Regions from separate parts of the Homo sapiens genome. Here region 1 is linked to region 2. The links are chromatin loops, found by intact Hi-C in ENCODE. Cell type or tissue: body of pancreas. All regions are shown on one strand.

The links. Hi-C counts contacts between places; a loop is a spot of excess contacts. Peaks named below come from ENCODE experiments on the same cell type or tissue, not always from the same donor. Only the 100,000 strongest peaks of a DNase experiment are listed, where the experiment ranks them.
Region 1: it touches region 2 in a loop (2.0-fold over the local background); 4 of 110 quality-filtered maps call a loop at or near these places.

The regions. Positions count from the first base shown.
Region 1 is chr10:34,790,162-34,795,161 of GRCh38, reverse strand. The region is part of intron 1 of PARD3 (par-3 family cell polarity regulator); the gene reads left to right. Among named protein-coding and RNA genes, the nearest start is that of PARD3, 23 kb to the left of the region's middle. RefSeq lists enhancers at 1,471-2,173, 2,174-2,876. In body of pancreas, a CTCF peak has its summit at 2,981; DNase peaks (open chromatin) are centred at 2,481 and 3,091; H3K27ac peaks cover 2,083 bases.
Region 2 is chr10:34,667,551-34,672,550 of GRCh38, reverse strand. All of the region lies in intron 2 of PARD3 (par-3 family cell polarity regulator), which reads left to right. Among named protein-coding and RNA genes, the nearest start is that of PARD3, 150 kb to the left of the region's middle. In body of pancreas, no CTCF peak of the experiment used is centred here; a DNase peak (open chromatin) is centred at 2,260.

The DNA of each region.
Region 1 (5,000 bases), 120 kb before region 2:
CATAGAGGCTTCCGGATGGTTGGACTTCTTGTACTGTGGCTCAGGGCTCCTGGACAGTATCCCAAGAGTCAGGAAGAAGCAGCTGTCACTCTCTCAAGTTTTAGACCTGGAAGACAGCACAGCTTTATTGTCCCTGTATTCTATTTGCCAAATTAGTCAGTAAGCCTGCCTAGGTTCAGGGCAGGGCATGCAGACTCCACTTGTCAGTGTGAGGAGTGTCCAAGGCCTTGTGGTCATCTTTATTCTGCCATAGATACGTGTGTATGTGCGCATATGCGTGTGTATCACATATAACATCAAACATTTTTTTTTATTGTTATGTGTCATGTTTCAAAGTCATCTTTTTCTTGATCTGGGCAAGGGCAATAAAATGTATGTCCTGAACTTTTGAAGCTGACAAACTTAAGAAGTAGTTTGTGTTCATATTTCATGAGCCCAAAGATCTAACAACTTTCCCAGGCTATGTGGTAGAAAGAGATAATGATAATAACATCTTAGGTTTATGTGGCATCTTCTAAGAGGTTCAAAGTGGTGGTTCCACTCATTTCTTTATGGGAATATACTGTGAAGTCCATAAGCAGTAGTACCCCCAAGTTCATACACAGAGGTGGGAATGCAGTAATTTCATCATTCTACTAATGAACAGTGTTCAGAAGGCAGTTCTTGTAGTGATCTGTTTACTGATAGAACTTCTGTGAATCTGCCTTTCTTAGATAAGATTTTGGAAAATGATAGAAATTAACTTTTGTGTGCCTGGTAATACATAATATACTATTTATCAAAGAGATGTCATATTTGAAGAAGAGTCAGTTATTTTTCTGAAGTGAAATTCTTTGGGGGAGAAGTTTTAGAGGTATGGCATTGCAGGGATGTCTGTAGTAGATTAAAAAGTCTACATCCTCAGCAGAGGCAGAAAAATACAGTGGAAAGGGTATAGGTGGTTATGTGGCCATCCCTGTACTGAGTATATGGCCAGGACTGAGGGTGACACTGCAAGTGGAAACCCTTGTCCCCTTGTGATATCTGTTCATGAGTCCCCCCAACCCCCACCCCCCGCTGACTGTGGGAGTGTCTCTTTGTACTTACGGGAGATTGAATGGAGTTTTCAAGTATAATTCAACCATATGTTGAGTTTGCTTACCTTTGCTGTTTAGAGCTTATCCTTTGAGTAAGGTGCAAGTCGACTGTAAATGTGGTATTACTTAAATACATTCCATTTTTCTTAAAATGAGATACTTTACCTCTAATTGAAGGTATCAGGGGATAAACAGTTTTTCAGGCACCATTTGTTATGGATTATCTCCTGGTTCATGAATATTGCATTCTTATGTGAAGTGATCCACCCTTCATGTTTCCCCAGAGTAAAATTTTTTTTTTTTTTTTGAGATGGAGTTTCACTCTTGTTGCCCAGGCAATGGCGCAGTCTTGGCTCACTGCAACCTCCGCCTCCCAGGTTCAAGCAATTCTCCTGCCTCAGACTCCCAAGTAGCAGGGATTATAGGCGTGTGCCACCACGCCCAGCTAATTTTGCATTTTTAGTAGAGATGGGGTTTCTCCATGTTGGTCAGGCTGGTCTCAAACTCCTGACCTCAGGTGATCTGGCTGCCTTGGCCTCCCAAAGTGCCGGGATTACAGGTGTGAGGCACCGTGCCCAGCCTTCCCAGAGTAAACTTTCTAAGGATGGCTTTTATATCCCTGACTAGTACAGAGAACTCCATGGGTTCTGTGTGGTTTTCCAAGTAGAATTCAAATTTATCAGCCTGAAAACTGACCCCAGCCTGCCCTCTTCTCTTTACCGCCACGACCCCTTCCTTCCCTCTCCCTGATCATGGCAGAACTGACTCTCACTGCTGCCCTGGAGTCCTACTGCCCTCCAGCTCCCTTGTGTTCGTGAGTTGTCCCTGGCCTGGGATACTCTGCCCCTCCTTTTCCCTCTCCTCTTGGCTCTCCCATTTTTTCATCTGCACTGCTGCCAGAGCTGTGCTTTTTGTTCAGAAAGCTCTTTGTGGCCTCTGCGACGGCCCCCCGGCTCCCCAGGTGGGCTCAAGGCTGACTGCACCACCCTGGGCTTCTCAGTGCCACACCAAGTGCCACTGCTGGAGCCCACACCTGCAGTCCCTGCTGCAGCCCCAGGCATTGTCCAGATGGTGCCTTTGCGGATTCTCCACCCACAACCCAGGGAGATGCAAAAGTAGATTATGTTGAATTCAAGGTATATAAAGAATCACTGTACAAACATGTGCTTTTTGAAAGGAAGTTACTCCGATAATTTTGACCGTGTTATTACATGTTTTATTAGTTGTAAATAATTAAAAGTGGATGAACATTTAAGAGCGAGTGAGCTGATACCATCAAGGAGGATTTCTGCAGTCTCCTTCTTTGGCGAGGGTGTTCACCCAGCAGCCTGTAGGCATGAGCAGTGCCTGGAGTCCTCTGCTTTCTGCTGCCAAATTTGCTGCTGCACAGGTCACTGTAGACCTCCTGGGTGCAGGTGCAGCTCCAGCGGGTGGCGACTTGTTCCTAGGTAGACAGAACAGGGGGACATGTATCCTTGTGGGAAAACAGTGTACTTGAGAACTGCAGGGCAGTCACGACTAATGCTGTTATTAAGAAATACTCCTGGCTTTGTGACTCTGGGTGTTTTTAATCTTTTATAATTAAACATAAGTGAATATTGAGGTGTATTTTAGCATTTGCTGTACTCTGCTAAGTAGAGTTTGTGACGTGTTGATAATGGGAGAATGGGTGCTACTGTAGTAAAGAAAAACAGAGAGCTGGTGCTGGGTGCGGTACCTGTGCCTGAAGTCCCAGTGCTTTGGGAGGCTGAGGCAGGCGCGTCGCTTGAGGCCAGGAGTGTGAGACCTGCCGGGGCAACACAGCGAGACCTTGTACTTTTCTTCCTACAGGGAAGAGCCTGTAGACTCTATTCTGTCTCCACAGGTCTTCTCCCACCCAGCGTTGGGTGGAGCCAGAGAGCTCCGCAAAGAGCACGTGGGCGCACGTCCGGGGAGAGCTAGGGGTGCACAGGTCCGGGGCAAGCACGTGGGCGCGCATCCTGAGGCAGGAACAGGGCGCATATCTGAGCAAGCGAGCACCTGGGCGCATGTCACGAGGCGAGCACGTGATGCATCCTGGGAGGTGGCCGAGGGAGGCTCAGGAGAGATTGGAGTGGAGTTGAAAAAGCAGGAAGCAGAGAGGGAAGTCCGTGTGTAACAAAACATTCAGTTTGTAGGCCCTTGGGTCAGAGGAGGTGACAGCCATAATTTTGGCTCCCTGGGAAGGGTCTCAGGCAGTGTCCTGATTTTTTTTTTTTTTTTTAAACGAGGCAGGGTCTGACTGTGTCTCCTTAGCTAGGGTGCAGTGGTGCAATCACAGCTCACTGTAGCCTCGACCTCCTGGGCTCCAGTGGTCCTCCCACTTCTGCCACTCGAAGTGCTAGGACTACAGTGACTAATTTAAACAATTTTTTTTTGTAGAGATGGGGTTTTGAATCCCTGGCCTCAGGCGATTGTCACAGCTGGGCCTCCCAAGGCACTGGGACTCTAGGCGCTCACTACCACACCTGGCTCTGACGGGTTGAGGCTGTGGGGACCTGGCTCTTTCACTGTCCTTCTTTGCCACATGTCCCCGCGTCTTGTCTCTTCTCGTGAGGGCTGAAGCCATCCTTTGGAGGAGCTCAGGAGCTTGTCCTCTTTATCCAGGGCTCGGTGTTGGCTTCGAGCCGGCTTCCTGGGGAGGAGGCCCCGGCCTGGTCCCGGGCTTGGTGATGACGCTGCCCACAGTGGGATGCTGGGGAGCTTTGGAGCCTTGGTTTTGCGGCTGCCAGCAGTGTGGTGGAGCATCGAGAGGGACGCAGGTGATGAGACTCAGGCCAGTGGCTTCTACCTGGGACTGTCAGGGTTGCCTGCGTTGGCTGTTGGCTCCCTATGTAGCTGCTGCTCGTTGGTGACGGGTACAAGCGTCAGTGCTTCTCACTCAGGGCAGTGTAGAATGTTACACAGTGATAGTTTATGTCTAGCCAGGTTTTGAATGCTCTTACTGGAAACAGTCATATTTCCTATTATCTAACTGAATAGAGAAGTAAGCAGTTGAGAATACAGTTGGGCTGCACTTGTCTTTTTTTCCAAGTGAGTTATTTTGTATTTTTTGATACTCTGAAATGATCAGTAAGTGTGTGTGTCTGTGTGTGAGCCCATGTGCGTGCCACGCATGCGCTTCCCTGTGCATGCGTGTAGGAGGCTGGGATGGAAGGGATGGCCATAACTGACTGTTGGAATTTCCAGGAAAGGCTTGGAATTTATTTTTGGGTCACAGGCCATTTTTTTGGTTTCTTTCAAGCACTAAATGATTTTTTTATGTAACTTCACAGATTAAAGAAATGCAGTCAGTTTTTGTATGACTTAGTAAATCTTAAGGAAAAAACCCTACTTACATTAGGATACATTTGCTGGAATATTTACACAAATCTTACAATAAAACTTTTCATCTTTTAAAATTTTTTATCAACTCAGCCATAACTTATTTATTTTTTGCTTCATTTTAAAGAGAATACTCATTCTTTTTTTCCTCTTTCCTGGTACTTCAGCTTCTCATTTGCTTGCAGCCTCTGCATTGCATGGATGCTGGTTTTTCAGCAGTTCTGGCCCTAACAGAAGCATCCTAAGGATAGGAGGATTTCAGTCTGGGCTTGCTAGCCTTATCAGGGGGAGAGCAGAGTTGCTAAGTTTCCATTCTCTGTCACTTTCAGTTACTCTGCTGTGGCTGCTCAGTGCTGTTCCCAGTGAAATAATTTTAGCATATTTTTTCCTCTTGTTTCTGCATCAGCGTCATTACTGTTCATGCCTCCCTGGGGATCAGACTGATTGGTAAATTAGTGCCAGCAGAGGAAGTAGAAGACAATGTGTGAGCGTGTTTTATTTAAACACATACACTCTACAATTTGTTTTATTGGATTTTGTCCTTTGAGAACACCACAAGTAATCCCATTACAGTCTAGAAAC
Region 2 (5,000 bases):
CCAATGCACTGGGCCGTTCATGTGTTTATTAATACAAAGTGGATATAATGCAGTTAAAGTTAGGAAACACGGTACATATTGAGAACTGTTAGTTACATGATTACATGATCACAGCGAGGAGCTGTTTCTGTAAGATCAGAATGAATGGAGCATGCTGCCTGGGAACCTGTAGCTGCTTGGTTAGAATGAGTGGGTGCTCAGCTGGTGGTAAATTTTTTGTTTACCTTTTTGGGTTGTGAACCAGCTGCACTGTAATTTATGTTAATTTGTGCTTTAAAAGTTTTCAGGGTTGTACTCGATCTTAATTGTGGGTGAGAAAGATGAAAATTATGCATAAATACTAATGGCAGTCGTGAAAGGGAGAGAGGTTATTCTTTTTTGAAAAAACAGAATCCTCCTCTGTCACCCAGGCTGGAGTGTAGTAGCGTCATCATGGCTCACTGCAGCCTCGAACTCCTGGGCTCGGGTGATCCTTCTGCCTCAGTCTCCCAGTAGCTGACAGGCATGCACCATCATACCTGGCTAATTTTTCACTTTTTGTACAGATGGGGTCTCCCTATGTTGCCCAGGCTGATCTTGAATGCCTGTCCTCCAGCAATCCTCACACCTTGGCCTCCAAGGTTATCCTTTTGAATAAAAATCATATGTAACTAAACCCAGTTTTTTGTGATATGTAAATCTAGAGTTATATCTTTAAAACTGTAAAGCATGTTTTTGTAATTCATGACCTACTTCTTTTTTACCTTAGGAGTGCTACTTCTGAATTCTTGCAGAAGTACAGATTGTACAGTTAATGCTGATCTTTGCGATAGATAGAACAACTTACATTAACTGTGAAAAGAATTCTCCCTGATGTGGAAATACATATAATCTTATTTTGGCAAGCATTTTACCCCTTTCAGTTTCTGCTTTTCTTGATGTTTAAATTTATCTTGTAGCCTTGTATGGTGATAGCAACTCCTTGGTATTTTTCTTGATTTTAATTTTCTTCTGCAGTTTGAAAGATTGTATTCATTGCTGTGATGCATATAAGATTTCTTAGTTTTTTTACCACTATGTTTTAATATGAAATGCCAAAGAATTTTAAAGTTTTTTTAAAATTAAGATTTCAACGTTGTGGCCTAGATGAATGTGTTACTTGAGGAAGGAGGTTTTAAATGCATCCTATTTAATGGGAAAGTTTGACTTGCGTGCATCACTTTATTTTTCCCTACCAAAATCAACATTTTATATCGTTAGAATATCTATCGATATATTTGGGTTACCTGACTCAAACCTGTTTCTTAAAAGCAGAAAGCAGTTAACTATTTCTTTATAATGCTTCTCCACTTCCATTGGAACCATGACATTGCAACAGAAATTATATTCACAGGCAAAGTCCCACAGCAACTGTCTTATGCTGTGTGTTGCAGCCTAAACGCTTATTTCTTTTGATTTGAAGGCTGTAATTCTTACTGCGAGTCTCAGTAACTTTTGCAAGAGCAGCCATTGACAGGTGCCCGCCATCTCTCTAGCCAGATGCTACCTCATCTGCCTCTGTCCGATGACTCTGGAGTTGGTCTGGTCTCAATTTAGTAAAACTTGATGGCCGCCGATGTGTTGCTGAAGTAATCAGTTGTAAAATGAGGAGGTAGAAATGTATTCTTGTCTTTTCTGGGAGGTTCAGGTACACACAACTTCAGGTTGATGATGATCCAAGTTCCTTCCCTGTTTGTGTCTTAAAAACAAGATTGAAAGCATAAACAAAACCAACAACAAAGTTCTTTGATCAAGGGAAGGGATTGCAACTGTTCACGGATGGAATTGGATTGGACCCTGAATTCTTACAGCTTGATTTGACTTTGTCATTTAGTGTAGGATTTCTTAACCATGGTTTCACTAGGTGCTTATAGATACTCTAAAACATGCACACACTCATACATCCCACCCCATAGATGCCCAGAAACCACTCAGGACTCGCTGAATCAGAATCTCCAGTGGTAGTGGGATGGGGTTGGGGCTAGTCAGGTACCCTCACTTCCTCCCGCAAAGGTCCCAAAGTGAATCCAGCCTAAACATTGCCAGGTGAAGAAACTGAAGTCTAGAGCACCAGGCGATATGAAGATAATAGAACTGTTTAGTGACAGATTTGAGAAAGAAGCCAGTGGCATTTGAGCATATGCCCTGTGCTCACCCCAGTAAGAAATCAGAAGCATAGTGGTGCAGATCACCTGCCTGAGAGCCAGCGGCGGCCTGGCGAGCCGGTGTGCACGCGCTGGCTGGTATTGGTGTCAGCTTTCGTGAAGGCGTCCCTTGTGTTTTGAGGCTTCTCAAGTTCTGAGGAAGCACCTGCAGCTGCACAGAGGTGCGTGTGCATGGAGTTGGGAGGCTAGCCGCCAAATGCTGCTCAGATTCCCAGGCCAGAGAGATGGTCTTTATACGTGATAAGAGCACGGATAAGCCACCTGCTTTGGGGTCAAAATTAAAAAGTCAATATACAAGTCTTTAACCTGGTTACTAATAAAGAATCTCTCAGCCCTGCTAACATAACCTGTGACTTTGTTCGTGTTAGCCATTTTCTGGTTATCTAACTTTGAATGACCTTTTCACTATAAATCTTTTAGACACATAGGTGTAGCTTTGTCAAAGAGTACTATATTTTTATTCTTCCTAGTAGAATTTTACTTTTATCATAGGATTGAAAGCCAAATTTTAAATACATCCTTTTGGAATATGTTTTTGTACCTATGTTAGAGGACCATGTGAGGTGTCAGATACCTTAAATTTTTTTTTAAATCACATTTTAATGCAGATACTCAGAACATCAAGTCATTAAATTATGTGAAAATCAGTATTTTGTGAGAAGGGTCCAGTTCCTTTTCATTTGTTGCAAGCAAATTATCACCTGCTTCTCTCTTACGGTGCATAATTTTGTTAGTAGGTAAGGTAATTTTTTCTGTTTTTTTTTAATGTTTTTAAAATTGTGTAAACGTAAGGAATACAAGTGCAGTTTCGTTACATGGATATATTGTGTGGTGGTGAATTCTTGGCTTTTAACCATCATTCAATATGTTGCTGTACCCATTAAGTACTTTCCCATCCTTCACCCCCTCCCATCCTCCTGAGTCTCCACCGTCTATCATTCCACACTCTGTGTCCGTGTGTATACATTATTTAGCTCCCATTTATAAGTGAGAACGTGTGGTATTTGACTTTCTGAGTTGTTTCACTTTGGATAATGGCCTCCAGTTCCATCAATATTGCTGCAAGACATGATTTCATTCTTTTTTATGGCTGAATAGTATTCTATTGTGTCTGTATACCACATTTTCTTTTATCTAGTCATCTGTTGTTGGACACTTAGGTTGATTCCCTATCTTTGCTATTGTGACTAGTGCTGAGATACATATATGAGTGCAGGTATCTTTTTGATATAATGACTTCTTTTCCTTTGGGTAGATACCTAGTAGTGGGATTGCTGGATCAAATGGTAGTTGTAATTTTAGTTCTTTGGGAAATCTCCATGCTGTTTTTCATAGAGTTTGTACTAATTTACATTCCCACCTGTTTTAATCTGTTCTGTTCACTGCTGTATCCCCATGTCCTAGAACAATGCTCATAAGCATTCAGTAAACATTTGTTGAATGAATGAATGAATGGAATGGAAATGAATTAATACCCAATCTATCTTTGCTTTGAGAAGGTCCTATTATGCAAATAAGTTTCTCTTAAAAAAAAAAATCAAACTTTTAAAAATTTTTAGTAGAGACGGGGTTTTGCTATGTTGCCCAGCCTGGTCTTGAACTCCTGGGCTCAAGCGATCTTCCCACTGCAGCATCCAAAAGTACTGTGATTATAGGCATGAGCCACTGTGCCTGGCCAAGTTTTTCTTCTTTTGCTTATCAATGAAAATTAAATATGTACCATAAGATATATCTTTGAAGATAAAAGGCTTTGGAGTGTTTTCTTCTTCCTGTGTTTGAATATATATATTGTGGGAGTCAGAATAATGCTATAGAGCCAGGTTTGGAGGAGGAGAGACGTCTGTTTTTCATCTTCCTCTCTCTGCTCTTCCTGGATTTTGAACTCTCTTGAAGCTACTCACATGGATGTGAACTGTGATAGATGACTGACTCCTAGTTCAAAACTTTGATATGATGCAGTGACTATGATTCAGTTGCACTGAGCAGGTTATATCAGGTAGAGAGCACCCACAAAATCTCATGATAGACAATACTATAATGAAAAGAGAAGGGTTCTCCAGAGGAAGGTATTTTTATGCTAGTAACCACAGAACTTTTTTGATAAGGCCAAGAAATTTACTGAGCTTTTTTGATAAGGTCAAGACATTTGCCAGAAAAGAGGCTTGTCTCGGCACATAGTCCTGGAGTCTTGATGGTTTTCATTTGTAGTTGTTGCAGATGAGGAATTATTTGTTGCTTAGCTGTTTTTTTCTTGCATTTACGAACCCGTGGTAGTTACTGTCTTGCTTATTTTTCCACCTTGACCATTTCAGGCCGCTTGAGGACAATCCGTATCCATCCTCACTCCATGCAGGAAGTTAAAGGCTGAGCAGGAGACATGCACCATTAGTGTACTGCACCTCCTCTTCCCCTAGTTTAAGAACATCCCTTCTTCTCATTCCCCTTTATGTAACTTTGGAACATTAAAGCAGCAGATGGTTTCTCCTTCAGGCTGCACGGAGGAGAATGGAGCTTAGCATGATGTGTTATCCTTAATAATGTCATCACAATATTATTTGTTTCTTGTGGAATTTAAAAATAAACATTAGCCTCAGTGGCTGATATTTATATTCTGCTTAATTTGCCATGCCTATTCAAGCTGGCTGTCAATTTTGGGGCTGGTCTTACTGGCCTGGACTAGAAAGATGAGTTTGTCCGATATCACCCCTATGTGAATGCCTTAATGCTTAGAATCATCTAGCAAATACTTTTCCAATATGGCTAGAAACAAAATCATCTTAAATCATTAGGCATTTTTCAGTGCCAAAGGCTATCAAA